Linked DNA regions of Homo sapiens: region 2 is linked to region 1. A link is an interaction called in ENCODE POLR2A ChIA-PET data of the cell type or tissue named here. Cell type or tissue: OCI-LY7. All regions are shown on one strand. Links, peaks and the distances in the headings refer to the core of each region. The heading gives the core; the rest is flanking DNA.

What was found. ChIA-PET counts read pairs that join two places held together with the same protein. Peaks named below come from ENCODE experiments on the same cell type or tissue, not always from the same donor. Only the 100,000 strongest peaks of a DNase experiment are listed, where the experiment ranks them.
Region 2: POLR2A ChIA-PET joins it to region 1 with 5 read pairs; 10 of 35 experiments call an interaction of 5 or more read pairs at or near these places.

The regions. Positions count from the first base shown.
Region 1 is chr19:14,364,648-14,380,074 of GRCh38, reverse strand. No RefSeq gene overlaps it. Among named protein-coding and RNA genes, the nearest start is that of LINC01841, 8.4 kb to the right of the region's middle. RefSeq lists enhancers at 9,213-9,282, 13,164-13,458 and a silencer at 13,212-13,301. In OCI-LY7, for the core only: no CTCF peak of the experiment used is centred there; DNase peaks (open chromatin) are centred at 2,044 and 4,134; H3K4me3 peaks cover 783 bases; H3K27ac peaks cover 2,566 bases.
Region 2 is chr19:14,430,223-14,446,465 of GRCh38, reverse strand. It overlaps PKN1 (protein kinase N1), which reads right to left and starts at 13,160. Exons shown (of 22, transcript NM_002741.5): 1 at 12,924-13,160; 2 at 5,023-5,323; 3 at 2,845-2,996; 4 at 1-40. The coding sequence starts at 12,944. RefSeq lists enhancers at 1,749-2,249, 6,229-6,348, 6,449-6,508, 11,075-11,369, 12,120-12,692 and 2 more and silencers at 12,431-12,540, 12,831-12,900, 13,071-13,410. In OCI-LY7, for the core only: a CTCF peak has its summit at 7,440; a DNase peak (open chromatin) is centred at 6,245; H3K4me3 peaks cover 1,282 bases; H3K27ac peaks cover 2,161 bases.

The DNA of each region.
Region 1 (15,427 bases), core at 322-4,321:
AAACTGTCTAAAAACAAACAAACAAACGCTATATATATTTTTAAGAGATCTTACTCTGTCACCCAGGCTGGAGTGCAGTGGCACCATCACAGCTCACTGCAGCCTCAAACTCCAGGGCTCAAAGGATCCTCCTGCCTCAGCCTCCTGAGGAGCTGGGACTGCAGCTGTGCACCATCACGCCTGGCTAGTTTTTTCTTAAGTTTTTTTTTTTTTTTTTTTAAGACAAGCTCTCGCTATGCTGCCAAGAAAATGCTATTATTTATAGAGCACTTAGTCTGCACCAGGCCTGGTCATAAGTTTGTTTTTTTTTTAATCTATTTTAACTCATTTACTCCTCAAAACATCTGCAATGATGTTGTCATTCCCATTTGACAGAGGAGGAAACTGAGGCACAAGTGACCTACCCAGCTGAGAAGATCCATAGGCGGGCAGCCCAGCCCCAGAGTCCCTACAATGAGCCCAGGGGAAAGTCTCTACTGGGCACTAACATGTCTTTAGCGCCTCCGTGACCCTGAGGCTTAGCAGGCGTCTGTGTCCAGCCAGAATTCAAGGACTTGGTTTTGAGTTCCTTATATTCACATTTATTTTTAGGTTTCCCTACTATTTGGGGCAATGAGGAGGGTTTTTCAGTGAGGATGCCGAAATCAAGTCTCCTTGTTACATGAATAAATTCAAGATGCAGAAGTGATGAATGCTAAGCAAAATATAGTTCAATTGTTCAAAGGGGGAGATTGCAGCGATGGGGAAAAAAAGTCACTAATCACTGAAGTCACAGAACTATTGTCCTGGGAATAATCAAACATCCCCAGTCCTAGAATTTACCCCTTCCTGTCCTGGGCTCCTGTGGGGGTGGCCTGGGCTGTGGGGGAGGGGAATGAACACCAGCAGAAGCTGGAAGGAGAGAGGGCCAGACCAGCTCTGGAGGGATTTTGCCCTTTTTTTCTCAGAAAGTCAGAAACTCCAGCTAGAACCCCAGGGCTCAACGTCCCTTCTCTGCAGATCAGATGGGCACGTCAGACAGCTGGTGTCTGCAGAATCTCAGGGAGGCAGGAGGCGCTTCCTGATGCCAGGGATTGTCCCTACACCCCTTCATAGTGATCATCGACACTTTTTTATTTTATTTTATTTTATTTTACTTTATGTTAGAGATAGAGTCTGCTGTTGCCCAGGCTGGAGTGCAATGGCACGATCATAGCTCATTCCAGCCTCAAACTGCTGGGCTCCAGCGATCCTCCCACCTCAGCCTCCCGAGTAGCTGGGATTCCAGGTGAGCACAACCAGGTCCTCATTTTTTAATTTTTATTTATTTATTTTCATTATTATTATTTTTTGAGACAGAGTCTCTCCGTAGCCCAGGCTGGAGTGCAGTGGCACGATCTCGGCTCACTGCAGCCTCCGCCTTCCAGATTCAAGCGATTCTCCTGCCTCAGCCTCCCAAGCAGCTGGGGTTACAGGCATGCACCACCATACCTGGATAGTTTTTTGTATTTTTAGTAGAGATGAAGTTTCATCATGTTGGCCAGGCTGGTCTCGAACTCCTGACCTCAAATGATCCACGCGCCTCAGCCTCCCAAAGCGTTGGGATTACAGGCGTGAGTCACCATTCCTGGCGGCTTTCTTGAGTCTCTCCAATACTTCTCACCATCTCCCTTCTTCCCTTGCAACAATCTGCCCTCGAGCCGCATTAGGCTGTCAGCCCCCTGAGTGACTTTTGTCTTTTTCTCTGCAGAGCACCAGCACAGAGCCTGTGCTGAGTGGGGCCCTATATGGTAAACCATGCAAATTAGTAGTACTCCTGCCACTCCACTCCGCTGCCGCCCAGCTAAAGGAAGCCTCCTTCAGCCTCGCTGATCTGGTCCCTGCCGGGGCGTCTGCCTATGTTTCTCCACTTTCTCTTTGTCCTGAAGTCTCAGTCCTGCTGACCTATTTTGCAGCTTCTGGACAACCTCATGACTTTTGTTCTGCAATGATGAGGGGCGGGAACATGGTCCTCATTTGTCAAAAGGGAAACTGGCACCTGGGCGTTTTGAGCCACTGGCCCCAGGTTGCTCAGCTCAGAAGTAACCCAAGATTGCCTGTAATCCCAGCTGCTTGGGCAGCTGAGGCAGGAGAATTGCTTGAGCCCAGGAGACGTAGATTGCTGTGAGCTGAGATCGTGAGATCGTGAGGTCGCGCCACTGCACTCCAGCCCGGGCAACAGAGCAAGACTCCATCTCAAAAAAAAGAAAAAAAAAAAAAGAAGCAACCCAAGATTATCCAACCAACAATAATAATTATTATAGTATAATAATAATTATATAATATAATTATTATAGTATAATAATAATTATATAATATAATTATTATAGTATAAAATAATTATATTATATAATTATTATAGTATGATAATAATTATATAATAGAATTATTATGTATAATAATTATTATATAATATAATTATAGTATAATAATTATTATATAATATAATTATTATATAATCTAAGAATTATAGTCATATAATAATAATTATATAATCTAAGAATTATAATCGTATAATTATATAATCTAATAATTATTATAATCGTATAATAATTATAATATATAATATGTAACATTATAATATATTATATAATATAGTAATAATTATATTATATAATATAATAATTATTATAATATAATTATAATAATTATATTATATAATATAATAATAATAATTATATTATATAATATAATAATTATTATAATATAATTATAATATATTAGTATAATTTTTTTTGAGACGGAGTTTCACTCTTATTGCCCAGGCTGGAGTCCAATGGTGCGATCTCGACTCACTGCACCCTCCACCTCCTGGGTTCAAGTGATTCTCCTGCCTCAGCCTCCCGAGTAAGCTGGGATTACAGGCATCTGACACCGCACCCGGCTAATTCTTTTTTTTTTTTTTTTTTTTGTATTTTTAGTAGAGATGGGATTTCTCCATGTTAGTCAGACTGGTCTCGAACTCCCGACCTCAGGTGATCCGACTGCCTCGGCCTCCCAAACTGTTGGGATTACAGGCGTGAGCCACCACGCCCAGCCTAATTTATTATTATTATTTTAGAGACAGGGTCTCTGTTGCCCAGGCTGGAACTCAGTGGCACAATTATGGCTTGAGGCAGACTGCACCTCCTGGACTCATGCCACCCTCCCGCCTCAGCCTCCCAAGTAGCTGGGAATACAGGCACGTGCCGCCATGCCTGGCTAACTTTTTTTACTTTTTTTTTTTTTTTTTTAGATGGAGTTTCGCTCTTGTTGCCCAGGCTGGAGTGCAGTGGCGCGATCTTGGTTCACTGCAACCTCCGCCTCCCGGGTTCAAGCGATTCTCCTGCCTCAGCCTCCTGAGTAAGCTGGGATTACAGGCGCCTGCCACCGCACCAGGCTAATTTTTTTGTATTTTTGATAGAGACGGGGTTTCCCCATGTTGGCCAGGCTGGTCTCGAACTCCTGACCTCAGGTGATCCACCCTCCTCAGCCTCCAAAAGTACTGGGATTACAGGCATAAGCCACCACGCCCAGAGCTCCCTTTTGGGCTGTGTGGTCTCAGGCAGGTGATGTGGCCTTTCCGGGCCTCAGTTTCCCGATCTGTGAAATGGTCAGAACTTCTCCAGGTGCCCGTGAGGACCAGACTGGAGGGAACGCATTGCAGAAGTGTAGGTGGGCATGGACGCTCAATAAACAACAGGAGCCGCGGTTAGGATGATCCCAGAGCGGGGTGAACTGTCTCTTTGCTGCCCTCTGCAACAGGGAGGGACACCAGGAGACCCCAACGCCCCACTCCCCGGCTTCTTATGCCGCCAGCCCTTGCCCAGCACCCGCACAAGCCTGGGCTGAGGCGGGGGGTCAGATGGGGTCTCCGGGTGGAGGGGGGCATAACAGGATGCCCCCTGGCTGGGAGACAATGGCAGAGGAAGGGGCCGGGCAGCCCCCACACGGATGAGCCCCGCAGCTGGCTCCAGGAGGGCGGCGCAGCTATTGTGAGACCAGACAGCTGTCCCTGTGCCAGGAAGCCCCAGAGAACGGGAAAGAGGGTGGGAAGCCCGCTGGCCAACCCTGATCCCCCACCGGGGGCAGGTCCCACTATGGTCTGTTTGTCTCCTCCAGCAGGCTGAACACCTGGGTTTCCGGGAGCCTGGCCTGTCAGTGTGCACCTGGCCCAGGGGGCCCTCACTGCAGACCCCATCTGGCCCCACTGACATCTCCCTAACTCCTTGCTCCCTACTCATCCCAGCCTGGCCTGGGGATTTTGGAGGCTGCACTGATCTGGGCTGTATTTATAGTTCCCTGGTGCTGCTGAGCCAGCTTCTAAATATAGAAGTCCAGCTATTTGGGGCCTCGGCCCTGGAGCAGAGTGGGGAAGAGCCAGTCCTGCACATGTGTGCCTCCCCGCCCATCCCAGAGACCACCCAGGCCTCTTAGTCTCCTGGGGTCTGGGCTGCAGGGGTCTCTGGTGCTGAAGGGAAGTCCAGGAGGAGCCCAAACATAAAGAGGGCAGAAGCGAGAGGCCGCGATGGCTCAGAGGGACAAGGCAACGAGGCCCCGTGCTCCGGGGCTGAGGGGGAGTGCATGTGTTTGCGACCTGGGGTGCCAGCACCTGGTTCCTCTTCTTCCTCCTTGGCCCCATGACCCACTGTGGGAAGGAAGGGGGGTTGATCTGTCAGCTCAGTGTTCTCAGCTTCTAGGAAATGAAGCCCTTCAGGAAGCAGCAGAGGCACCCCCAAACCCCAAACAAACTCTAGCACCTAGTAACCCACTTCCCCTTCCCCATGGACACTGAGTTCACTGGTTGCCCTGGCAGGGGGCGGGTGACGTGGGGTGGGGGGGCGGGGTTATAAATAGATGGTATATAAGCAACCTCGAGGATAGCTGAGCAGAAGTGGCCGAAGCAGAAGTGGGGTCCTCATGGGCAGCTGGGCCCAAAAGTGTCCCCAGTCTTGGCCCCTCCCAGAGATCACCAAGATTTGGGGCAGTAAGGAGGAAGAAAAGGGTGAAATGCTTAAAAGGGCATCATTAATCCTTCAAAGCAATCTATGAACATGATGGTCATTAAGTCATTAATAAAACCCTAGCACTTCCTCAGCGGTAACTTTATAAAGCACTTGGAATATTATACAGCTGTGAAAAAATAACTCCAGGGGTGTGCAATTTTTTGAGGGGGGGCAGGGGACAGAGTCTTGCTCTGTTGCCCGAACTAGAGTGCAGTGGCGAGATCTCGGCTCACTGCAACCTCCGCCTCCTGAGTTCAAGCAATTCTCCTGCCTCAACCTCCCTAGAAGCTGGGATTACAGGCACACGCCACCACGCCTGGCTAATTTTTGTATTTTTAGTAGAGATGGAGTTTCACCATGTTGGCTAGGCTGGTCTCGATCTCCTGACCCTCAAGTGATCCGCCCACCTCAGCCTCCCAAAATGCTGGGGTTACAGGTGCATGCCACCATGCCTAGCCACACCTCTTTCTTCAATTTAAAAACTTAGTGAAGTCAGGAGAAAAAAATCTTAAATTGCAGCGTGACAGATTCCACAGTAGAATCTTGAAAAAGTCTCCAAAGCCCCATAGGAAAAAGCCACCTTGCGAAAAAGCTCAGACACAAAGATCATAAAACGAGATTTGGTTTCAGGATACAAACATATGCAAGAAGACTTTGAAAAATAAACAAGGCGGCCGGGCTCAGTGGCTCACCCCTGTAACCTCCCAGCACTTTGGGAGACTGAGGCGGGCGGATCACCTGAGGTCAAGAGTTCAAGACCAGCCTGGCCAACACGGTGAAACCCCATCTCTACTAAAAGTATGAAAGTTAGCCAGGTGTGGTGGCAGGCACCTGTAATCCCAGCTACTCAGGAGCCTGAGGTCAGAAAATCACTTGAACCCAGGAGGCGGAGGTTGCAGTGAGCTGAGATAGCGCCACCGCACTCCAGCCTGGGTGACAGAGCAAGACTCCGTGTCAAAAAAAAACAATAATAATAAAATAAATAAATAAATAAAAATAAACAAGGCTGGGCCAGGCGCAGTGGCTCATGCCTATAATCCCAGCTACTTGGGGAGGCCAAGGTGGGAGGATCGCTTGAGCCCAGGAGTTCGAGACCATCCTGGGCAACATAGTGAGACCCCCATCTCTCCAAAAATACAAATAAAAAATTTGCCAGGTGTGGTGACTCGCACCTGTAGTCCCAGCTACTCAGGAGGCTGAAGTGGGAGGATGGCTTGAGGCCAGGAATTCGAGGCAGCAGTGAGCTGTGATCACGCCACTGCACTCCAGCCTGGGTGACAGAGCAAGACTCTGTCTCAAAAAAAAAAAAAAAATTAAGTAACTGAGCAAAGGAATAAGGGGCAAAGAATATTCGGAGTGGTGGTAATCAGCAAGATAAACATGGGAGCATGGGAACAAGGTCATATCTCAGTTCTTGGTGAAGAGGGAGGCTCATGGGTATGCCTTCCTTCCCTTTTATTTTTTAATTTACATATTTTCTTGCAAAGTAAAATTCTTTATTCCCGCAAATTGTGAATAATACACACAGAAGTTTCCAGGTATAAACGTTTCCTAAAATGATGGCTGTTTTGTGTGTGTGTGTGTGTGTGTTTTTGAGACAGAGTCTCTTGCTCTGTCGACAGACTGGAGTGTGGAGTGCAGTGGCACAATCTCGGCTCACTGCAACCTCCGCCCCCCGGTTCAAGCCATTCTCCTGCCTCAGCCTCCCAAGTGGCTGGGATTACAGGCGCGCACCACCACGCCCGGCTAATTTTTTTGTATTTTTAGTAGAGATGGGCATGGATCACTGCACCCAGCCAAAATGATGGCTGTTTAACATAACGCCATGTAACGCAGGCATGTGGTGTTTTGCGGTTATATTCAGACGTGATTTTATCAGAGACCAAAGCAAAAACAGAGAATTCTGAAAAGAGTTTGTATCAAGGAAGATAAAATGCGCCAGGGAGAGTGGCTCATGCCTGTGATCTCAGCGCTTTGGGAGGCTGAGGCGGGAGGATCCCTTGAGCCCAGGAATTCTAGACCAGCCTGGGCAACATGGTAAAACCCAGTCTCTACAAAAAATGCAAAAATTAGCCAGGAGTGGTGGCACGTGCCTGTAATCCCAGCTGCTCAGGGGGCTGAGGTGGGAGAATCTCTTGAGCCTGGGAGTTTGAGGTTGCAGTGAGCTATGATCTCACCACTGCACTCCAGCCTGGGCCACAGAGTGAGACTCTGTCTCAGTAAATAAGTAAGTAAAATAAAGCTGATCATGGATAGACCGATGGTCCCAAGAATTGCATTGTTTCATTTATTCTATAAACCTGAGGCTCTATACAAATATTTAAAAAAGAATTTTAAAATGTTTAAAGGTTTTAAGGAGAAGCGTTTAGAGGAAGCAAAGGAGAGTAGGGTGGGGGAGGGGAACAGCTCAGGGGTGGCTGTGGGGGTGGGGAACTGGTGGCAGCCAACAAGAAGCCCTGAGCTGGGAACGCTGTGTGACACTTGGTGGCATTTTTGTCACTTTCTTGCAGCTCTCAGTGTCTTCCCCATTTTGCAAAGTCTTCTGAGCGGGGTGGTGCTGATGTCCCGATAAGGATGGGGTCAGGCTTCTGGGGGGCACTGTGAGGACGGGGGTCTCAGAATCCTTCCCTTGACTTTCGATGGGTGGGGAAGGCCAGGGGAGGAAGGGGGCTTATTCAGGCTGGGTGCCCACCCGGGTCAACCCCTCCGCATGCCTCTGGGCCTCTTCTGTTGTGGGCTTGTGGGTTCCCGAGAAATAGGGCCACAGATGGCACTGACGGTCCCAGCCAGTCCCAGAAAGAAGCGATGGGAAAGCATTGGTGAGAATCAACCCATCCCCAGGGCTCTGTCCCTTGGATGGAGGTCTCCCTTTCACTTCTTTCCAGGCATAGAAAACAGTTTGCGGCTCCTCAAAAAGTTACGTGTAGAGTGACCCTGTGATCCAGCCATTCTGCTCCTGAGTATACACCTGAGAAAACTGAAGGCAGACACTCAAATGGATACTTATGTTTATTTTATTTTTTGAGATGGAGTCTCACTCTTGTCCAGGCTGGAGTGCAGTGGCGCGATCTCAGCTCATTGCAACCTCCACCTCCTGGGTTCAAGTGATTCTCCTGCCTCAGCCTCCCGAGTAGCTGAGATTACAGGCACCCACCACCATGCCCGGCTAATTTTTGTATTTTAGTAGAGAGAGGGTTGCACCGTGTTGGTCAGGCTGGTCTCAAACTCCTGACCTCAAATGATCTGCCCACCTCAGCCTCCCAAAGCGCTGGGATTCCAGGCATGAGCCACTGTGCCTGACCTCAAACAGATACTTATACACCCATGTTCATAGCAGCACGGTTCACAATTACCATAAAAAGCGATTTTTAATTCAACCATAAAAAGGAACGAGGCTCTGATCCATGCTACAGGGTGGATGAACCTTGAAAACATGATACTGAGTGAGAGAAGCCAGACACAGAAGGTCACATAGTGCACGATTCCATTTATATGAAATGTCCAGAATAGGCAAATTCATAGCCAGAAAACAGATTGGTGGTTGCCAGGGGCTGGGGAGGAGGAATGAGGAATGAGTGGTAATGAGGACGGGGTTTCCTTTTGCGGTGTTGAAAACATTCTGGAACTAGATAGAGGTGATGGTTGCTCAACGTAGTGAATGTACTAAATGGCGCTGAACCATGCACTTTAAAAGGGTCTATTTTATGTCATGTCAATCTCACCTCCATAAAAAAAAAAAACAAAAACAAAAAAAAAAAACAGGCCGGGTGCAGTGGCTCATGCCTGTATTCCCAGCACTTTGGGAGACCGAGGCAGGAAGATTGCTTGAGTCCAGCAGTTCAAGAGCAGCCTGGGCTACATATCGAGACCTCATCTCTACAAAAACTCCACAAATTAGCTGGGCATGGTAGTGTGCACCTGTAGTCTCAGCAACTTGGGAGGCAGAGGTGGGAGGATCACTTGAGCCTAGGAGGCAGAGGTGGCAGTGAGCCGAAATCGCACCACTGCACTGCAGCCAGGGTGACAGAGTGAGACTCTGTCTCAAAAAAATAAAATAAAATAAATACATAAATAAAATAGACCAGGCATGGTGGCTTATGCTTGTAATCCTAGCACTTTGGAAGGCTGAGGTAGGTGGATTACTTGAGGTCAGGCGTTTGAGACCAGTCTGGCCAACATGGTGAAATCCTGCCTCTACTAAAAGTGCAAAAATTAGCCGGGCATGGTGGCGCATGCCTGTAATCCCAGCTACTCAGGAGGCTGAGGCAGGAGAATTGCTTGAACCTGGGAGGCAGAGAGGTTGCAGTGAGCCGAGATGACGCCACTGCTCTCCAGCTTGGGCGACAGAGCGAAACTCTGTCTCAAAAAAAAAAAAAAAAAAAAAAAGAAGTCTGAGTTTTTCACAGCTATATCTCTGACACCTCTAAACACTTCAGTCGTCGCTTTCGGTTTTTAATTTCCTTCCCCATTTTTTTTCTTTACTTTTTTATAATGAGACAGGGGTCTCATTATGTTGCCCAGGCTGGTCTTGGACTCCTGAGCTCTAGCGATCCTCCCGCCTCTGCCTCCCAAACTGTTGGGATTACAGGCGTGAGCCACTGCGCCTGGCCTATTTCTTTCCCTTTTTGTCTCCTTTCAATTTTTTTTTTTAAACAAAAAGAGCAGTCTCTTTGATCCAGAGCTTCACTGGAGGGTGAGGCTGTGGATCCCAGGGTCCTGCGAGTGAGCGACTCATTATATTCTACGCCTGGGCACCTCCCTCTCCCTACCCTAGTCCCGGCTCTTGAGGCTTCAACCAGGCGACAGCAGGAAGCAAGTTTAATTTCACCCCCACCCCTACAAATATAGGTCCTTTTGCTGTTGCTTTCTACTTATGGAAATGGCCCTGGTTTCCTTTTGTTTCCTTTTGTGGTGGTGGCATAAAAGTTCCTTCCCAAATAAATTCATTTAAGTTTTTTTTTTTTTTTTAAAGGAAAAGCAAGTTGATTGAAGGAAAAATCTGTGGTCCGGGGAGATGTTCCAAATCCTGGAGGTGGAGAGGAATGAATGACGTTTGTGGCTTGCAGATCAACTCCCCGCAGCGGGCGTGACGTTGTCACAGCCAAAATTGTCCTCCACGCGCTGCTACGGTGAGTCAGGGGGAGAGGGGCCCCTCTGGGCAGACGGCAAAAGCCATTTTTGAGTGTACAAGGAGGCATTTTTCTGACAGCATTTCCTGTCGGTACCCTCCTATCTAGGGGCAAAAGTGTCACTGGGGCTTTCTGGGGCCTTTGGTGTGGGTCTTAGTGACAAAGTTCAGTGGCAATCTGGCATTCCCCTAGTGGAATTGTCACTCCCACGACAGCCTCTCATGCCCAGCTTCTGTCCGGCCCGAGGAGCCAGCTCTGGGCTGCCTGCTATCCACGAGGTCAGGCGGCCCTGACATTGGCAAGGAGATTGACACCCACACTCTGTGCTTCCTTTGAAACAGAGTTGTTAAAATTCCAGGCCAGACAAATGTCCAATAGGCCTATGAAAAGATACTCAAAGTCACCAATCATTAGGGAAATGCAAATCAAAACCACAGGCCAGGTGCGGTGGCTCACGCCTGTAATTCCAGCACTTTGGGAGGCCGAGGTGGGAGGATCACTTGAGGCCAGGAGTTTGAGACCAGCCTGGGCAACATAGCAAGACTCCATCTCTATAAATAAATGAATAAACAAATAAAAACCACAGTGAGATACTACCTAACACCCATTAGGATGGCTACTATCAAAAAAACAGAAAATAGGTTAGAAGTGGTAGCTCACAACTGTTATCCCAATGCTTTGGGAGGCCAAGGAGAGAGGATCAGTTGGGCCAGGAGTTCAAGACCAGCCTGGGCAACAAAGGAAGACTTCATTTCTAAAAATATTTAAAAATTAGCTGAGCATGGTGGCATGCACCTGTAGTCCCAACTACTTGGGAGGCCGAGGCAAGAGGATCGCTTGATCCCAGGAGGTCAAGGCTGCAGTGAGCTATGATTGCACCATTGCACTCCAGCCTGGGCAACAGAGTGAGACCCTGTCCAAAAAAAAAAAAAAAAAAAAGCAAAACAAAACAAAACCCCATAAATTGAAACCATTGTGGGCTGCTGGTGACAATGTAAAATGGTGCAGCCACTGTGGAAAACAGTATGGAGAGTCCTAAAAAAATTAAACATAGAGGCCAGGCATGGTGGCTCATGCCTGTAATCCCAGCACTTTGAGAGGCCGAGGTGGGTGGACCATTTGAGGTCAGGAGTTTGAGACCAGCCTGGACAACAATACAAAGATTAGCCGGGTGTGGTGGCAGCTGCCTCTAATCCCAGCTACTCGAGAGGCTGAGGCAGGAGAATCGCTTGAACCCGGGAGGTGGAGGTTGCAGTGAGCGGAGATCGCGCCACTGCACTCCAGCCTGGGTGACAGAGCAAGACTCCATCTCAAAAAAAAAAAAAAAATTAAACATAGAATTGTCATATGATCCATCAATTCTACTTCTGCATAGACACCCGAATTGAAAGCAAAGTTCAAAGAGACATCTGTACACCTATGTTCACGGCAGCATTAGCTAAAATAGCCAAAAGTTGAAAGCAACCAGTCTCCATGGATAGATGAATGGATAAACAAAATGTGGTCTATCTATACAGTGGAATATTACTCAGCCTTAAAGAGGAAGGAAATTCTCGTACATATAACATGAATGCACCCTGAGGGCATTATGCTAAGTGAAATAAACCTGCCACAAAAGAACAAATACCGTATGATCACATTTACAGGAAGTAACTAAACTTGTCAAATTCATAGAAACAGAAAGTAGAATTGTGGTTTCCAGGAACTGGAGGGAGGAGGAACGGGGAGTTGTTTTGTGGATACAGTTTTAGTTTTGCAAGATGAAAAAGTTCTGGAGATGAATGATGGTGTCAGTGGCAACTATGAGAATTTATTTTTTCTGGTTTTTGTTTTGTTTTGTTTTGAGACGGGGTCTTACTCTGTTGCCCAGGCCGCAGTGCAGTGGCACAATCTGGGCTCACTGCAACCTCTGCCTCCTGGGTTCAAGTGATTCTCGTGCCTCAGCCTCCCAAGTAGCTGGGATTACAGGTGTGCACAACCATTCCTGGCTAATTTTTGTATTTTTAGTACAGCCAGGGTGTCACCATGTTGGCCAGGCTGGTCTCAAACTCCTGATCTCAGATGATCTGCCCACCTCAGCCTCCCAAAGTGCTGGGATTACACGTGTGAGCCACTGTGCCCAACTGAGAATTTTCTTTTCTTTTTGAGACTGAGTCTCACTCTGTTGCCCAGGCCGGAGTACAGTGGCTCAATCTTGGCTCTCTGCAACCTCTGTCTCCTGGGTTCAAGTGATTCTCTTGTCTCAGCCTCCCAGTAGCTGGGACTACAGGTTCACACCACCGTGCCTGGCCAATTTTTGTATTTTTAGGACAGACGGGGTTTCACCATATTGGTCAGGCTGGTCTTGAACTTCTGACTTCAAGTGATCTGTCCATCTCAGCCTCCCAAAGTGCTGGGATTACAGGCATGAGCCCCCACGCCCGGCCTGACAATTTTCTTAATGTAACTGAACTGTACACTTAAAATGGTTAAGATAGAACATTTCATGTCATGTGTATTTCACCACAAATTTTATCCAGGCTGAAGGACAGGCACGGTGGCTCGCTTTGGCAGGACGAGGCAGGAGGATCGCTTAAGGCCAGGAGTTCAAGACCAGCTAGGGCAACATAGCGAGACCCGCACCCCCATCTCTACAAAAAAAGTTTAAAAATTACCCAGGCCTGATGGCACATGACTCTGGTCCCAGCTACTCGGGAGGCTGAGGCAGGAGGATTGCTTGAGCCCAAGAGGTTGAGGCTGCAGCGAACTATATGGTTGCACCACTGTACTTCGGCGAGATCCTGTCTCAAAAAAAAAATCAAAAAAAAAAAAAAATCCAGTCTCAGAGGAGACTGGGGCAGGATTCCCATCCTGTGGGTCCTGGCAGGTGACCCCCATGTGTCCTCCATAGTAGGGGGTGATCAGGCCCTCCAAGAAGTCAATACCAATTATATCCCAAAGCCTCTTACATGTCTCCACCTGGACCTCCCTGTCTACCTCCAGACATACAGCTGCCCTCTGGACCTCACCCAGGGACACTGCTATGATCACTGAGCGATTCACCAATATTCCAGCTCTTTCTCCCTCCAGGTACAAGGTAGGAAGGCATTGCTCCACCCACTTGTGTGGCCACGTGACTTGCTCTGACCAATGGCATGTGAGCAGGTTTGACTTGTGTCACTTCTGGGCAGAGGCTTTAAGAGCTGCTGCAGAGCATGCTATATGTTCTTTTTCTTCTGCCTTGGCAACGGGCAACATGCCAGATGCTGGCTGAGTGAAAAGTGAAACCTCTGATGTTTTAAGCTCCTGAGATTTGGGGCTTAAAGTAGCTGGGACTACAGGTGTGTGCCACCATGCCTGGCTCATTTTTTTCCCTGGCTTGTTACTGCAGCAGAACTGAACCTGCCTTGAGTCCAGTGTGGCAGCAGAATCTGTAGATGTCACTCATCCAGTCCTGTCTTGTGCATGACGATGGTCTCATATCATTAAGCTGTAGGGCTGGAATGAGAGGCAAGGTGGATGCTTGACTTGGGAACAAAATTTCAGGGGGTGTCAAAGAACTCAAGAACTTTGTCCTGAACTCATAAATATTATTTTATTGTGATATTTTGTAAAAGTCAAGATTAATGCAAAACCATGATGAATAAAATGGTAACATTAAATCTATCTATCTATCTATCTATCTATCTATCTATCTATCTATCTATAGATATGTATATATATACACATAGGTCAGGCGCGGTGGCTCACACCTGTAATCCCAACACTTTGGGAAGCCGATGCAGGTGGATTGCTTGAGACCAGGAGTTCGAGACCAGCCTGGCCAACATGGTGAAACCCCATCTCTGCTAAAAGTACAAAAAATTAGCAGGTCGTGATACTGCACACCTGTAATTCCAGCTACTTGGAAGGCTGACGCACGAGAATCGCTTGAACCCAGGAGGCGGAGGTTGGAGTGAGTAGAGATCATACCACTGCACTGCACTCCAGCCTGGGCAACAGAATGAGACTCCATCTCAAAAAAAAAATATATGTATATATATATACACATATATGAGAGAGACAAGGTCTCACTCTGTCACCCAGGCTGGAGTGCAGTGGCACAATCATAGCTCACTGCAGCATTGACCTCCTGAGCACAAGCAATCCTCCCACCTCAGCCTCCCGAGTAGCTGGGACTACAGGTGTGCACCACCACACCCAGCTAATGCTTGAATTTTTATAGAGATGGGGTCTTGCTATGTTGCCCAGACTGGTCTTGAACTCCTGGGCTCAAGTGATCCCTCTGTCTCAGCCTCCCAAAGTGCTGAGATTATGGGCGTGAGCCACTGCTCCTGGCATACATTGTCCTAGTCTATTGTTAGAAGCAAGTTATTGGGTCCAGCTCACACTCGAGGGATCACACAGAGTGCAGACATCAGGAGGTGGGAATCATGGAGGAGTCTTGGAGCCTGTCTGCCTCACCTCCTCTCCTCTAGTATTCCTAGTTTTTTTTTTTTTTTCGAGATGGAGTTTTGCTCTTGTTGCTTAGACTGGAGTGCAATGGCAGGATCTCGGCTCGCTACAACCTCTGCCTCCCAGGTCCAGGTGATCCTCCTGTCTCAGCCTCCCAAGTAGCTGGGATTACAGGAGCCCCCTGCCACACCTGGCTAATTTTTGTATTTTTAGTAGAGATGGGGTTTCACCATGTTGGTCAGGCTGGTCTTGAACTCATGACCTCAAATGATCTGCCTGTCTGGGCCTCCCAAAGTGCTGGGGTTACAGGCATGAGCCACCAAGCCTGGCCTCTTTGCTGATTTTCATCTGTAACTTTCACTGTAATAAACCATAACTGGGAGTAACACCACTTTTCTGGGATCTATCAATCTCAGCAAATTATTGACCCTGAGGGTGGTCTCAGGGACCCCCGACACAAGCCCCATTTCCCAGCCACCATCTTTTGCAATCTCCATTGCCCTAGTCACCGAATGGCATATTCTTATCCATTTGCTATTTCCTGCCTCTCTCCTCTGGATCAAAGGCTCTGGAAGGTCGAAAACTCATCTGTCTTTCCCATGAAAGGCTGTAGAACAAAATGGTCAGGGGTCAAGTCCTGGCCCTGTCACTTTTTCATTGTTGCTGAGTCAAGGTCTCAGCCAGGGTGGAGTGCAGCAGTGCAGTCATAGCTTACTGCAGCCTTGAACTCCCGGGCTCAAGCAATCCTCCCACCTCAGCCTCCCTTGTGGCTGGGACTACAGTCACATGCCACCACAGCCAGCTATTTTTTTTCTTTTAAGACAGGGTGTCGCTCTGTCACCCAGGCTGGAGTGCAGTGGC
Region 2 (16,243 bases), core at 4,282-8,281, 62 kb before region 1:
CCTGCAACATCTGCTGGGCTGTCAGCAGCAGCTTCCGGTCCTGGAGGCAGAGACAGTCTGAGAGAGGAAGGCTAGGTGGTTGGGGTCTAGCCACACCATGCAGGTCCTAGGTGACTGTGGCAGAGTGTTCACATGTGGATGTAACAACATGCATTTGCAGGCCAGGCACGGTGGCTCATGCCTGTAATCCCCGCACTTTGGGAGGCTGAGGCGGGTGGACTGCTGAGCTCAGGAGTTAAAGACCAGCCTGGGCAACATGGCAAGACCTTGTCTCCACAAAAAAATGCAAAAATTAGCTGGGCGTGGTGGTGTGCACCTGTGGTCCTAGCTACTCAGGGGGCTGAGGTGGGAAGATCACTCAAGCCCAGGAGTTGGAGGCTGCATTGAACTGAGATTGCATCACTGCCCTCCAGCCTGGGAAACAGAGCAAGACCCTGTCTCAAAATAAATAAATAAGTAAATAAATGTACTTCCATGCATTCCTGGATACAGTGGCATGATGTAGTCCATGGAGTCCTCAGCCTCCTGAGTAGCTGGGATTACAGGCGCCCACCACCATGCCCAGCTTTTTTTTTTTTTTTTTTGAGACATAATCTCGCTCTGTCACCCAGGCTGGAGTGCAGTGGTGTGATCTCAGCTCACTGCAACCTCTGCCTCCCAGGTTCAAGCGATTCTCCTGCCTCAGCCTCCCGAGTAGCTGGGATTACAGGCATGTGCCACCACGCCCGGCTAATTTTTGTATTTTTTTAGTAGAGCTCGGGTTTCACCATGTTGGCCATGCTGGTCTTGAACTCCTGACTTCAAGTGATCCGCCTGCCTCAGCCTCCCAAAGTGCTGGGATCCGCGCCTGGCCTACTCTATTCATTTTCACTGGGTCAGTATTACCCCCAGGGCGGGGGGCAGAAATTCTTAGGGGGTGAGAAACTCTTATTCTTTTTTTGTATAACGCTCAGATACATGTAAAAGATATACAATTGATCTAGGTTTTAAATTTTCATAGAATGGTGTTCAAATACTTGTACACAGGTGTTCATAGCAAAACTACTCACAATCGCTAAAAAGGTGGAAACAACCAAATGTCCACCAATTGATAAATGGGGCGCAGTGGCTCACATCCGTAATCCCAGCACTTTGGGAGGCCAAGGCAGGAGGAATGCTTGAGCCCAGGAGTTCGAGTCCAGCCTGGGCAACACAGACCCCTGTCTCAATAAAAATAAAAATAAATTAAATAAATAAAATAATGTTAGGCCAGGCAAGGTGGCTCACATCTGTAATCCCAGCACTTTGGGAGGCCAAGGTGGGCAGATCACCTGAGGTCAGGAGTTCGAGACTCGCCTGGCCAATATGGTGAAACTCCATCTCTACTAAAAATACAAAAATTAGCGGGACGTGGTGGCATGCGCCTGTAATCCCAGGTACTTGGGATGCTGAGGCACGAGAATCGCTTGAACCCAGGAGGCGGAGGTTGTAGTGAGCCGAGATCACGCCACTGCACTCCATCCTGGGCGACAGAGTGAGACTCTGTCTCAAAAAATAAATAAAATAGTGTCATTAAAAAAATCCATGCAGTCTGTCCTCCCATGTGACATTCACGTGGAAGGACATGCGCACACCAGCCTGTGGGTCTGGACATTAATCCTCTAGCTGTAGGTTGGCCTGTGCTTGTGGTGTCAGAATTTCTGGGTGTTGATAGAGACCTGTGTGTTCCTGGGACTGATTGGCAGGACGGGGGATGTGTGTGTGTCTGTGCACCAGTCTCTGGGTATGAATGTAAGAGTGTGTGTGTGTGTCCAGATGTGGCTGTGGTGGGATTCTCCATGTGTTGCTAGATGTTGTTACCACTGTGTGTCTCTAGATGTTATGACAGCATGTGTGTGTGTGTGTCTAGATGTTATGATGGTGTGTGTGTGTCAAGGTATGACATGACTGTGTGTGCTTGTAACAGGACACACCGTCAGCAGTGAGAGGCGGCATGTTGCCCTGACTGTGGATGGGCCTGAGGCTCTGCAGGGGACTGTGGGAGGAGGGGAGACAATTTGCCACGTCTGTCTGACATCACCCATAGTCATGCTTCCCATATGCCCCCATGAGCTGCCTGTGCCTTAGTCCTGACACCAAGTTACACCCATCAGCCAGTATGTCCCCAATCCAAAGGCTCCCAGCCTCCCATGGGGGCAGCTGTAGGCTGCACCCTATGCCCCCAGCCTGTGATCTGCTCACAGGCATGTGCATACATGTGCGGTGTGTGTGCAGATACACGGGTGGGTGTGTACGTGTGGGTGTGTACATGTGCATGTGCATTGCAAATGTGTATGCAGGTGCAGGTGCACAGGCAGGTGTGTGTGCATGTGCAGGTGTGTGTGCACATGGGGGGTGTATGTACACATGCTGGTATACACACATGTGGGTGTGTGCAAGTATGCATGCACGTGCAGCTGTGTGTGCACGTTCAAGGGTGTGTACACATGCAGGTGTGTGCACGTGTGGTGGGTGTATGCATATGTGTGTACACATTTGCAGGGGTGTGTACACATGTGGGTGAGCGTGTATGCACGCAGGTAGGTGTGTGCATGTACAGATGTGGGAGTACATGCCAGTGAGTGTGTGCACATACAGGTGTGGGTGCACACTTGAGTGGGTGTGTGTACACGTGGACAGGTGTGTACACATGCGGATGGGTGTGCACGTGTGGGGTGTGCATGCGCAGGTGTGGGTGCACATTTGAGTGGGCGTGTGCACACAGGGACACATGTGTACACATGCAGGTAGGTGTGCACATGTGGGTGGACTGTACGCACACAGGTGTGGTGTGTGTACACAGTGTGTGTGCACGTGCTGCCTCACCTTGGTGCTGCCATTGCTGTAGGTCTGGATCATGTTCTCCGCCCCCTGCTTCACCTTCAGCTCAATGGCCAACTGCTTCTCCAGGCCCGCCACGCGGCTCAGGTTGGTGGCCGAGCAGGTGGGGCCACCCGCACCAGGGGACTGGGGGCCATCTGGAGGCGACAGGTGGGAGAGAGTCACCACGCATCCTCACCTCGGCCTGCCTGGGAGGCTTCATCCTCAGCCCAGCCTGGGCATTGCCCCTGGGGCATGGAGGAGGGGGAGCTGGGGGCCAGCAGACAGGCAGGCAGGGGGACACCAGGGCCCAGCAGTCTACCCACCCACCCTCCCAGGGAAACCCCTCGGGGCTGGGGCAGAACCCAGGATGAATGAGTGCAGGCGAGCACCCAGGTGTGTTAGTGTGTCCTTGGTGCTGGGTCCACTGCATTTGAGAGGCCCATGAGTAACTACGTACATGGCTTGTGTGAGCCTATGGGTGTGGGAGTGGTGCCATCTGTGAGCTGCAGGGTGTTGGCATGGCTGAGTGTGTGTTTCCCTAGGTGTTAGTGTAACTCTGTGAGACGCCATGTGTTAGAATGACTGTCTGAGATTGTGGGTGTTGGGAGATGCTCTGCGTACATCTCTGACTGTTGCTACAACTGTGAGTTCAGATCTCCAGGTTGGTATGACTGAGTCTCCGGGTGTTGGCACATCCGGATGCATGTGTCTGCATGAGTCTCTGGAGAGTGGTGTGATGCTTGAGGGGACCCTGGGTGCAGAAATGACTGAGGCCGGGCGCAGTGGCTCACACCTATAATCCCAGCACTTTGGGAGGCCGAGGCAGGCGGATTGCTTGAAGTCAGGAGTTAAATACCACCCTGGCCAACATGGCAAAATCCCGTCTCTACTAAAAATGCAAAAATTAGCCAGGCGTGGTGGCTCATGCCTATAATCCCAGCTACTTGGGAGGCTGGAGCAGGAAAATCACTTGAACCTGGGAGGTGGAGGTTGCAGTGAGCCGAGATCGTGCTATTGCACTTCAGCCTGGGTGACAAGAGCAAAACTCTGTCCTTCCCCACCAAAAAAAATTCAAGCTGCTGAGTGAGGTGGCTCACACCTGTAATCCCAGCATTCTGGGAGGCACATCACCTGAGGTGGGTGGATCAGTTGAGGTCAGGAGTTTGAGACCAGCCTGGCCAACATGGTGAAATCCCATCTCTACTAAAAATACAAACATTAGCCGGGCGTGGTGGTGCAAGCCTATAGTCCCAGCTACTCAGGAGGCTGAGGCAGGAGAATCACTTGAACCTGGGAGGTGGAGGTTGCAGTGAGCTGAGATTGCACCACTGCTCTCCAGCCTGGGTGATGGAGCAAGACTCCATCTCAAAAAGAAAAAAAATGTTAAAACCAATAAAAATGTTTTAAATTAAAAAACAGGCTGGGTGCAATGGCTCACGCCTGTATTCCCAGCATTTGGGAGGCCAAAGCAGGAGGATCACTTGAAGCCAGGAGTTCTAGCCAAGCCCTGGCGGCATACCAAGACCCTTTCTCTACAAAAAAAAAAAAAAAAAAAAAAATTAAATTAGCCAGGCATGGTGGTGTATGCCTTTAGTCCCAGCTACTTGGAAGGCTGAGGTGGGAGGATTGTTTGAGCCCAGGAAATTGAGGCTATAGTGAGCTTTGATCACACCACTGTACTCCAGCCTGGGTGACAAGGCAAGATCCTGTCTCCAAACAAAAACAAAAATAAACAGTCTTTGGTTATCATCCATGTAACTGTGGGAGTTTCTGGGTATTCGTGTGACAGTGTGCACATCCTTGAGTGTTGCCTGGGGTGTTGGCGTGGCTGTGTCTGGAGGTATTCGTGTGACAGTATGTGCACCCTTGGGTGTTGCCTGGGTGTTGGTGTGGCTGTTTTTTTAGGTGTTTGTGTGACTGCATGCACATCCTTGAATGTTGCCTGGGTGTTGGCGTGGCTGTGTCTAGAGGTATTCATGTGACAGCATGCACGGTCTTGAGTGTTACCGGGTGCTGGTGTGGCTGTATGCACCTCTCTGGGTGTTGGTGGCTACGGGGGTCATGGCATGCATCTCCCTGGGGGTCCGTGGAGATGGGTTAACCTGGCTCTGGAGACCATGGGTGAGCCAGTGAGCAGTGGAATCCCTGGAGTCCCGCATCCCCAGAGGCATCCCAGCTCACCGTGGGTGGCCGCCGGGTCGGGAAGCACCACGTGGGCGTGCAGCTCCTGCAGCTGCTGGTGCAGCAGGTCGAGGCGGCGCGAGGAGCCCCGCAGCAGCAGCTCTACGGGGCCCAGGCTGCGGCCCAGGTCAGTGGTGGCCCGCCGCAGGTTCTCAGCACCCTCCTTCAGCTTCAGCTCCTTGCGGATTTCCCGCCGCAGCCGCTCCCGCTCCAGCTCCAGCTGCTGCTGTACCCCGGGGGCCGCCAGGTCTGCCCCGGCCAGGCCCAGCTGCTCTAGCAGGGACCAGCTGCGAGGCTCACTCTGCGGAGGACAGAACAGGGTCAGTGGAGCTAGGAGAACTCCAGGTGCAGACCACATGCAGCCAGCCTGGCCCAGCCTCTGCCCTGGACTGGGGCTCCCAAGACAGGGCCTGCTCTACCTCCTCTGACTCCCAAAACTGGAAGGTGACGAGGCCTTGCCACTGCTTCCTGACCTCCCCAAACTGGGAGGTCTCAAGAGCAGGGCCTTGTCACCCCCACCACCACAGCGTCCCCCACATTAAGGGGGTCTCAAGAATAAGATCTGTCTCCCTTCTGCTGCCTCCCCCAAACTAGAGGGTCCCAAGGGAAGATTCCTTCTTTTCTCTGCTGCTCCCCGAAACTAAGAGGGCCCAAGGGCAGGCCCTGTCTTCTCTCTGCTGTACCCCTAAAACTACAGGGTCCTGAGGACAGGCCCCATCTTCCCTCACTTGTACCCTGAAACTATGGCATCCCGAGGGCAGGCCTCATCTTTCCTTGGCTACACCCCCAAAACTAGGGTATCCCAAGGGCAGGCCAAGTCTTCTCTCTGCTGTACCCCCAAACTATGGGGTCTTGAAGACCCTCATCTGCTCTTCTCCTATGTTCAACAACTGGGACCCTAAAGAACAGAGCCCGGTCTCCTTCCTTCTGTCTCTCCCCAATCTGGGAGCCCCGAAGGGCACTGGATACTCTCATCCTCCAGAGAGAGAACTCTGAGGCCAGTGCCCCATCTCCTCTCCTTGTTCCCAAACTGAGAAGTACCCGGGGAAGGACTACTGGCCTGTGCCACTTGGGGCCCCCTTCTGCCTGCCCCCACAGGGACCCTGGACCCCACCTCCAGCTCCTGCTCCGAGGGGTTATTGGCCTCCGCCATCCTGGGTCCGGGCTGAGGGCCCCGCCCTCTTCCTGAACCTCAGCCCCACCAGGGCCTCTCGGCTGCCACTTCCTCTTTCCTGTCAACTCCCAGCACCCCTCGCGCGGGGCCAACTCCAGGGCATCTAAGGGACCTCCTGTTCCTCTAGATGAAACCCAGGGACAGTCCTTGCTCCCTGTCCCTAGAGAATGTCCAAGGTGCAGGCAGTTTGTACATTCACACACTCATGGTGTATCCATGAGGGGACGCAGGCTCCGAGGGCTGACTTGAGTGTGCACTAACTTTCAAATACATATGTGGATATGCACAGAACACAGGCTCACAAATGTTTGCACGCTTTCTTTTTCTTTCCTTTTTTTTTTTTTTTTTTTTTTTTTGAGACAGAGTCTCCCTTTGTGTTGCCCAGGCTGGAGTGCACTGGTGTGATCTTGGCTCACTGCAACCTCCGCCTCCCAGGTTCAAGCAATTCTCTTGCCTCAGCCTCCCAAGTAGCTGGGATTACAGGCATGTGCCGCCACGCCCAGCTAATTTTTGTATTTTTAGTAGAGACAGGGTTTCACCATGTTGGCCAGGCTGGTCTCGAACTCCTGACCTCAGGTGATCCGCCCCCCTCAGCCTCCCAAAGTGCTGGGATTACTGGACGTGAGCTACCGCGCCTGGCCTGTGTTTGCACAGTTATGGCTGCAGGTGTGTGCCTGCAACACAGGCTCACATGTGTGCACACTCCCATGCCTGTGTGTGTGGATGAAACAAAGATCCACACACAGGTGCACACTTCTACACCTGCAGGTGTGTGCCTGGAAAATGGGCTCACAGTGTACCCATTCCCATGCCTACCACATATGCACTTATTTGCAAACACATACAAGTGCTTATGAGCTTCCCTCTAGAACCCATACAAGACACACTCCCACCTGCCCGAGAGGGCATGGCCCACATGCTCATGCGTGTGCACATGCTCACACACATATGCACGCTCCCCGAGGCCCCTGCAGCACATCCATGCTCCCACAGACCTCCAGCCCTGCGACTACCTGCATATGTCCCTCCAGACTCTCCCAGCCACCCCTTGTCCCCGGCTTCCCCTTCAGGGTCAGAACAGCCACTTCTTCAGAGGTGAGGCCCCTTTCCTGCAGACGGGCCCTCCCAACTTCCTGCTTCCTCTCAGTCCAGTCGCCAACTGTTATTGACCATAGCTGAGAGGCCCGGGGTCCCAGCCAGCCCAGTGGCACCTCCCTCAGGCCAACACAATTAGGGGACAGCACTGGGGGACTGGGATAAGAATTTCCAAAACCAGGCCGGGCACGGTGCCTCACGCCTATAATCCCAGCATTTTGGGAGGCCGAGGTGGGTGGATCACCTGAGGTCGGGAGGTCGAGACCAGCCTGACCAACATGGAGAAACCCCGTCTCTACTGAAAAAAAAAAAAAAATACAAAATTAGTCGGGTTTGGTGGTGCATGCCTATAATCCCAGCTACTTGGGAGGCTGAAGCAGAATCACTTGAACCCAGGAGGCAGAGGTCGAGGTGAGCCAAGATCGTGCCATTGCACGCCAGAGCGAAACTCCGTCTCAAAAAAAAAAAGAATTTCCAATTTCCAAAATCACGCCGGGCGTGGTGGCTCACATCTGTAATCCCAGCACTTTGGGAGGATGAGCGAGGCAGATCACGTGAGGTCAGGAGTTCAAGACCAGCCTGGCCAACATGATGAAACCCCGTCTCTACTAAAAATATGAAAATTAGCCAGGCATGGTGGCACGTGCTTGTAATCCCAGCTGCTTGGGAGGCTAAGCATGAGAATCGCTTGAACCCAGGAGGTGGAGATTGCAGTGAGTCGAGATCACACCACTGCACTCCAGCCTGGGCGACAGAGTGAGACTCTATCTCAAAAAAAAAAAAAAAAAAAAAGAATGCCCCAAATCAGCAGCCTACAAAACCACTTGCTAAGCACACAGTAACATTCAAGAACAACTTATGATGGCATTACTTCCTGATAAGCTCATCATAAGTTGCAAATATCATAAGTCAAAAATGCATTTAATATATCTTACCTACCAAACATCATAGCTCACCCTGGCCTACCTTAAATGTGCTCAGAACACTTACCCAAGCCTATAGTTGGGCAAAAACGTCTAACACAAAGCTATTTTACAGTAAAGTTGAATATCTCATGTAACTTTTTTTCTTTTTTTTGAGACAGGGTCTTACTCTGTTGCCCAGGCTGGAGTGCAGTGGTGTGATCATGGCTCCCTGCAGTGTCTACCTCCTGGGCTCAAACAGTCCTCCCAGCTCAGCCTCCCGAGCAGCTGGGACTACAGGCATACGCCACCACACCTGGCTAATTTTTGTATTTTTCATAGACATGGGGTCTCACTATGTTGCCCAGGCTGATCTCGAACTCTTGGCCTCAAGTAATCCTCCTGCCTCGGCCTCCAAAAGTGCTGGGATTACAGGTGTGAGTCACTGCCCCGTGGCCAGGGCCTTGATTTAAAACAAGAGCACCCAGATTCCAAATGCTGGCTAGGAAATGGCCCCCTGGGGTTATCTCCTTCAGCTGGGAGCATCCATTTCACAGACAAGGAATGTTATCCTTGGCTCGTGACTGATCTCAAGCGCAGCTGCCCCCAGGGAGGAATGCCACAGACCAAGTGTATCACTCCCACCATCTTCCCAACCCTCACTACAAATCTTGAGCAGCTGCCAAGAACTCCCCACTTCACAGGTGAGGAAACTGAGGCTCAAGGAAGTCACAGTAGTATGTTTTGTTCGTTGGTTTGAGACAGAGTCTTGCTCTTTCGCCTAGGCTGGAGTGCAGTGGTGCAATCTCGGCTCACTGCAATCTCCACCTTCCGGGTTCAAGCAATTCCCCTGCCTCAGCCTCCTGAGTAGTTGGGACTACAGGCACGTGCCACTGCGCCTAGCTAATGTTTTGTATTTTTAGTAGAGACGGGGTTTCACATGTTGGCCAGGCTGGTCTCAAACTCCTGACTTCAAGCAATCAGCCAGCCTCGGCCTCCCAAAGTTCTGGGATTACAAGTGTGAGGCACTGTGCCTGGCCAGTAACAGTTTTCCATTGAGGGGAGATTTTCTCCCCATACCCGGGGACATGCGGCAACATCCGGAGACATTTTTGGTTGTCCTGACTGTGGGTAAGGAGGTGACTTCTATCAGGGTGAGGCCAGGGATGCCACTCAACGCCCTGCAGTGCACAGGACAGCCTCTACTGCAAAGAATGACCCAGCCCTGAATGTCAGTAGTGCTAAGGCTGAGAAGCCTACGGTTAAGGGTCATAGATTTGGCCAGGTGTGGTGGTTCACGTCTGTAATCCCAGCGCTTTGGGAGGCTGAGGCAGGAGCAGTGCTTGAGGTCAGGAATTGGAGATAAGTCTGGGCAACACAGCAAGACCTACAAAAATCTCTACAAAAAATAAAAAAGTATTGGCCAGGTGTGGTGGCTCTCTCTGCCTGTGATCCTAGCACTTTAGGAGGCCAAGGCCGGAGGACTGCTTGAGCTCAGGAGTTCGAGACCAGCCTGGGCAATAACGGTGAGACCCCATCTCTACAAAAAATGTAAGAATTAGCCAGGTGTGATGGCATGTGCCTGCAGTCTCAACTACTTGGGAGCCTGAGGTGGGAAGCTGGCTTGAGCCCAGGAGGCAGAGGTTCCAGTGAGCCGAGATCACACCATCACACTCCAGCCTGGCCAACAGAGCCAGGCTTTGTCTCAAAAAAGAAAAAAAGAGGCCAGGCGCGGTGGCTCATGCCTATAATCCCACCACTTTGGGAGGCCGAGGCAGGCAGATCACGAGGTCAGGAGATCTAGACCATCCTGGCTAACAAGGTGAAACCCTGTCTCTACTAAAAACACAAAAAAATCAGCCGGGCATGGTGGCGGGCGTTTGTAGTCCCAGCTACTTGGGAGGCTGAGGCAGGAGAATGGCGTGAACCCAGGAGGCAGAATTTGCAGTAAGCCGAGATCAAGCCACTGCACTCTAGCCTAGGCGACAGAGCGAGACTCCATCACAAAAAAAAAAGGAAAAGAAAAAAAGAAAGGCTGGGGGCAGTGGCTCACACCTGTAATCCCAGCACTTTGGGAGGCCTAGGCGGGCAGGTTACTTTGAGCTCAAGATTTCAAGACCAGCCTGGGCAACATGGCGAAACCCTGACTCTACTAAAAATACAAAAATTAGCCAGGCGTGGTGGTGTGCACCTGTAGTCCCAGCTACTCAGGAGGCTGGGGTGGGAGAACGGCTTGAGTCTAGGAGGCAGAGATCATGCCGCTGCACTCCAGCCTGGGTGACAGAGTGAGACCCCAGTCTCAATTTAAAAAAATAAAGAAAAAAAAATTAGCCAGGTGTGGTGGTGCATGCCTGTAGTCCTGTAGATCAGGTGTTTGAGGCTGCAGTGAACAAGAATCTCGTCACTGCATTCCAGCCTGGGTAACAGAGCGAGACCCTGTCTCTACAAAAGTAAAAGGAAATTAGCCAGGCATGTTGGTCTGTGCCTTTTGTCCCAGCTACTTGGGAGGCTGAGGCAGGAAGATCACTTGAGCCCCGGAAATTGGAAATCGAGGCTGCGGTGACATAGGATCGCACCACTGTACTCCAGCCTGGGTGACAGAGCAAGACTCTCTCCTCTAAAATAAATAAATATAAATCAGTAAATCAATCAATAAGGACACAGATTCACACCCTGAGCTGCTGACCAGGACGCTTACCAGTAACGACTTCACAGCAGCCCTGCCTGCCAAGTGCTGGCAAGGTCTCGGTCTCTCTCTCTCCCATGAACACCCTCTTAGTCCCATTTTTCCTAGGTCAGAACCGAGGCTCAGAGAGGCGAAGGCACTGGGCCCAGGACACACAGCGAGGAAGTGTCAGCGCTGGAATTTAAGCCCAGGCTCACCAAATACCACCCTCGCTCAGAAGGCCCCACCCCATCCCCAGCAGGCAGAGGGAGGACACAGCCAAGAGCGGGGCCAGCTCAACTGGGGAAGTCCAGGCAGAGAGGAGAGGTGGCCTCCCTCAGCCCCACCTCCAGCAGCTGAGGTCTGTAATGCACAGAGGGAGGGAGGCTGGGCTCCTGGGTTCTCCTCCCCTGAGTGACTCACTTCTACCCAAGGCACAGGGGTCACCTGAGGGCCAGCAAGGCAAACCCAGGACTCAGGGCCCTGGCCTGGCCTGTCCTATGGAGAACCCCTGCTCCTCCGCTGCCCACCATGGAGCGGAGACCTCAGACCCAGAGGACCTGCCTCCCATAATCCCCATCTTGCCAGAGCAGCCAGGGACCTAGACTCCCACATCCGGAGATTTCAATGCCTTGGGCGTTTCCGGAATCTGGACAGGACATCCGTTTGCAGGACACAGAACAGACAGGCACACGTTGGGACAGACAGAGGGACAGGGCAGCAGGCCCAAGCAACCATGAGAGAGGGATGACCAGGAGCGGGGAAGAGACTGGGGAGGAGATGGGAAGGGGGGACCAGGGCGTGGGTCCAGCCTCGTTGCAGGAATCACAGCCTGTCTGGGTCATGTGTGGGATGCGCCAAGCGCATGCATGCACCCGGGGATTCCTACACAGCCCTCCCTGGGCCGGGGGTAGAGGCAGGGACCCCGGCCCATCCCGGCCTTGAGGTCTGACCTTGTGTGATCGGCAACACCAGATACGCCCAGCTCCTCGGCAAGGCCGGCAGGCCATCAGCAGGACTGGGAAGGCGGGAGGGACCGGGGGTTACCGGGGAGACACAAAGGGGCCGGGGGCAGGTGCAGAAGGAGACGAGAACCCAGTTACACAACAACCACAGGACAATGAACTGGATGGTGAGGTGCTAATGGGGACACTGAGGCACAGACATTTCTCAGATTTGGGTCACTTGAACCAAAGAAGGTTGGCAGTCACCCTGGCCGTGCTTGTCACAGACGGGGAAGATGAGTCCAGGTCAGTGATCCCCACCAGGTGGCACAAGGGGAATCTGGCTGGGCGGGAGGCTGGTGCCAGTCACGTGTGTGTGTTAGCAGGGTGGGGGTGACCCAGCCATGCCCAGCCACCATGCAAAAAAGTAGGATTCTATATATGGGAGCATCCCTGGCCTGTTGACTGAGACACTCCCCACCCAGGAGAAGGTTCCACCTGACAGCCCAAGGGTGGGAGTGGGGGTCCCCATTCCCCCGACCTAATGCAGTGACTCGGGTACTTCCGCCAACAGGTGCCAATCTGGGTGGCGTCTGGAACATCATAAAGCTGTCTAGAGGCGGGGGTGGCTGGAGCTTTGTTATGCGGGGGAAGGGCACGGGCCGGGCCCAGCAGCCTCCTCCCCTCCCAGGGCACTGCGCCAGGCACGTGCCCCAGGTGGAGCGGCACCTGCCGGGTACCCAACCCTGGGGAGGGGGATGAGTTTGGGGGCGGACGAGAGGCACTGGGACGCCCAGCCAGCCACAGACACCCGAAGTAGAGCCTCCGCCGCGCCCCTTCTAGTTCTCCAGGAGAGGCCGAGTTTGAGGGTGTAGCAGGGGTTGCCTCCGGGATCGCCCCCAAACCAGCCCAGTCCACATCGCCACCTGCCGAGAAGGGGGCCTCGCTGGCTCCACAGTCCCGGCCCAGGGAGGGGGCGCCGGGCGCTCCGGAGGCCCCCGCCCTTGCCATCGTCACCCGAGTCCCGTTCCGGGGGCTGGGGGGGCTCCCCCGGCAGCGCGCGGGCGGGGTCCGCCGGCGCCGTCCGGTCGCCCCGGGACTCCAGACGCAGGTGCGCCTACCTGCACGGCGTCGCTGGCCATGTCCTCCTGCCGCCCGCCAGGGGTCCCCGCGCGGAGGGAGGGGCGGCCAGAGGAGCGCGCGTGCGCCCCGGGCGTGGCGGGGAGGGGGCGGGCGCGGCGCGACCCTCCCCGGCGCGCGGCCCGCTCCGGCCTGCTCGGCTCCCGCCTCGCCTGGCCAGGCCGCCGCGTCCCCGCGCCGCGCCCTCCGGCCCCAGCGGCCGCCGGGCCTGGTCACGTGACCCCGGAGGTCGGCGCCCGGGGAGGGGGCGGGGCCGAGGGGGGACGGGTTCCCAGAGGCCCCCGGGGCTGCGGGGTCCCGCCCGTCCGCCCCCTCGGTCTCCCGAGCCCGGAGCATCCCCATCGGCTCCCCACCTTTCCTCTTTCCGGGTCCCGAGACGACCGCACGCTGCCGAGGGGTCCCCCATTGGAGCGCGCGGGAACCCGAGGAGAACGGTTCCACGCGTTCAAGCCGAGAGCGGCGGAGGCCTTTGGGCCTCCCGGGACCCCTGAAAAAAACAAACAGAATAACCCCCCACCCCACCCTACCCCGGTGCATTTGCAAGCTCGGGACGCCTGCATCTGTGGTCCCCTATTCAAGGGCATGGAAGTTTCCCCGTTACCTGGAGACAAGCTCTGGGCGGATCTGCATTCAAATCCTAGCGCTTTACGCCTTGAGGGAGACAAACCCTTCCAGGCACCTCATCTGTGAAATGGGAATGATGCGCTCACCTCCTCGGTGTTGGTAAAATTCAATAAGACAGTGCAGGCCAAGAGCTGAGAACACACTAGACGCTCCATAAGTGTTAGCTGCTGTCACTTTTAATGTTATCGTAATTGTTTGTTTGTTGTTTTGCTATTTTTGGACGGAGTTTCGCTCTGTTGCCCATGCTGGAGTGCAGTGGCGCGATCTCGGCTCACTGCAACCTCCGCCTCCCGGATTCAAGTGATTCTTCTGCCTCAGCCTCCTGAGTAGCTGGGATTACAGGTGCCCACCACCATACCCGGCTAATTTTTGTATTTTTAGTAGAGACGGGGTTTCATCATATTGGCCAGGCTGGCCTCGAACTCCTGATCTCAGGTGATCCGCCCGCCTCGGTCTCCTAAAGTGCTGAGATTACACAGGCCTGAGCCACCGCGCCCAGCCTCTATTATCGTTATTGTTATTAAAAGAGGTTTGAATCCCAACTTGCTGTTCATCCTGGGGACCCCTGTGGCCTCTGAGTCTCAGTTTTCCCCGCTATAAAATGGGCATCGCCTTCTTTTTCGGGGCTGCTGCATGCAGATGGCGCTCCATAAATGCAGACTCGTGCCCAAGCGGAGAGTGGAGGCCTCTGCGGAATTTCTAGGGGATCTCCGGGGTCTGCAGAGCGTGCAGCTTTGTTCGTGGCCGCCGTCGGACCCTCACTCCTTCGGAAACCAGGCGAGGGAGCCAAACCTTGGTCTCCGGGGCTCCGGCAGGGAGCGCTCCCTGGCGGCGGTGCCTGCACATTGGCGCCCTTTGGGACCCGAGGAAGCGCCGTGGGCTGCGGGTACCTTGGTTACCCGTGGCTCTGCGTGGTTTCAGTCGTCCCAGAAACCAGGGCGCGATGTTTTCTCTCTTATTTTTTCCTCTGAGCAACTCTTTGGGAGATACTAACAACAGAAAGAGAGAAGGAGGAGAATTATGCTGATCCAGAACCCATCCAGCCGGGCATGGTGGCGCACGCCTGTAGTCCCAGCTACCAGGAGGCTGAGGCGGGAGGATCGCTTGAGCTCAAGAGGCCGAGAATGCATCACTGTGGGGAGAAATCATGATGCCCCTGCACTCCAGCCTGGGTGACAGAGCGAGACCCTGTCTAAAAAAAGAAAGAAAAAAAAAAACGGCTGGGTGCAGTGGCTCACCCCTGTAATCCCAGCCCTTTAGGAAGCCAAGGTGGGTGGTGGATGGATCACTGGAGGTCAGGAGTTCGAGACCAGCCTAGCCAATATGGTGAAACCCATCTCTGCTAAAAAATATAAAATTAGCTGAACGTGGTGGCGCATGCCTGTAATCCCAGCTACTCGGGTGGCTGAGGCAGGAGAATAGCTTGAACCCAAGAGGCGGAGATTGCAGTGAGCCGAGATCGTGCCATTGCACTCCAGCCTGAGCGACAGAGCAAGATTCCATCTAAAAAAAGAAAAAAGAGGGGGCCAGGTGTGGTGGCTCACGCCTGTAATCCCAGCACTTTGGGAAGCAGAGGCAGGCGGATCACGAGGTCAGGAGATTGAGACCATCCTGGCTAACATGGTGAAAGCGGCGGGCGCCTGTAGTCCCAGCTACTAGGGAGGCTGAGGCAGGAGAATGGCATGAACCCAGGAGGCGGAGCTTGCAGTGTGCCGAGATCGCGCCACTGCACTCCAGCCTGGGCGACAGAGCGAGACTCCCTCTCAAAAAAAAAAAAAAAAAGAGAAAGAAAACAACAACAACACACACACAAGCCCAGAATTCACCCACATTTCACCTTTCCACTTTGTCGCATCCAGTCCCTACCATCACTCACCTTAACCAGTAGTCACCTCTCTCCTGGTCTCCTGGTTTTGCCCTCGCCCCCACAGTCTGTTCCCACAACAGCCCAAGGGAGCAGTGAACACATGAGATGGGGTATGCCCCTCCTCTGTCTAGAACCCTCCATGGCTCCCAGCTCACTCAGGGAAAAAACTCAGGTCCTCCCCACAGCCCACGAAGCTCTGCACCATCAGTTCTTACTTCCTCCCATCTCTCCCCCTTGCTCACTCCTTCCAGCCACATGAGCCTTCTAACTGTTTCTCAAATGCTTGTTGATTGAATAAAAGAAAGAACTCTGTGGCTGGGCGCAGTGGCTCCCACCTGTAATCCCAGCAATTTAGGAGGTCAAGGGGGGTGAATCACTTGAGGCCAGGAATTCGAGACCAGCCTGGCCAACATGGTGAAACCCCATCTCTACTAAAAATTAAAAAATTAGCCAGGTGTGCTGGCGGGCATCTGTATATTCAGCTACTTGAGAGACTGAGGCAGGAGAATGGTTTGAACCTGGGAGGCGGAGGTTGCAGTGAGCCAAGATCGCACCCCTGCACACCCCCCTGGGTGATAGAGCAAGACTGTCAGAAAGAAAGAAAGAGAGAGAGAGAGAGAGAGAGAGAGAGAGAGGAAGGAAGGGAGGGAGGGGAAGGGAGAAAAAGAAAAGAGAAAAGAAAAGAACTCATGGCCAGGCATGGTGGCTCACGCCTGTCACCCCAGCACTTTGGGAGGCCCAGACGAGCAGATCACGAGGTCAGGAGATCGAGACCATCCTGTCTAACACGATGAAACCCCATCTCTACTA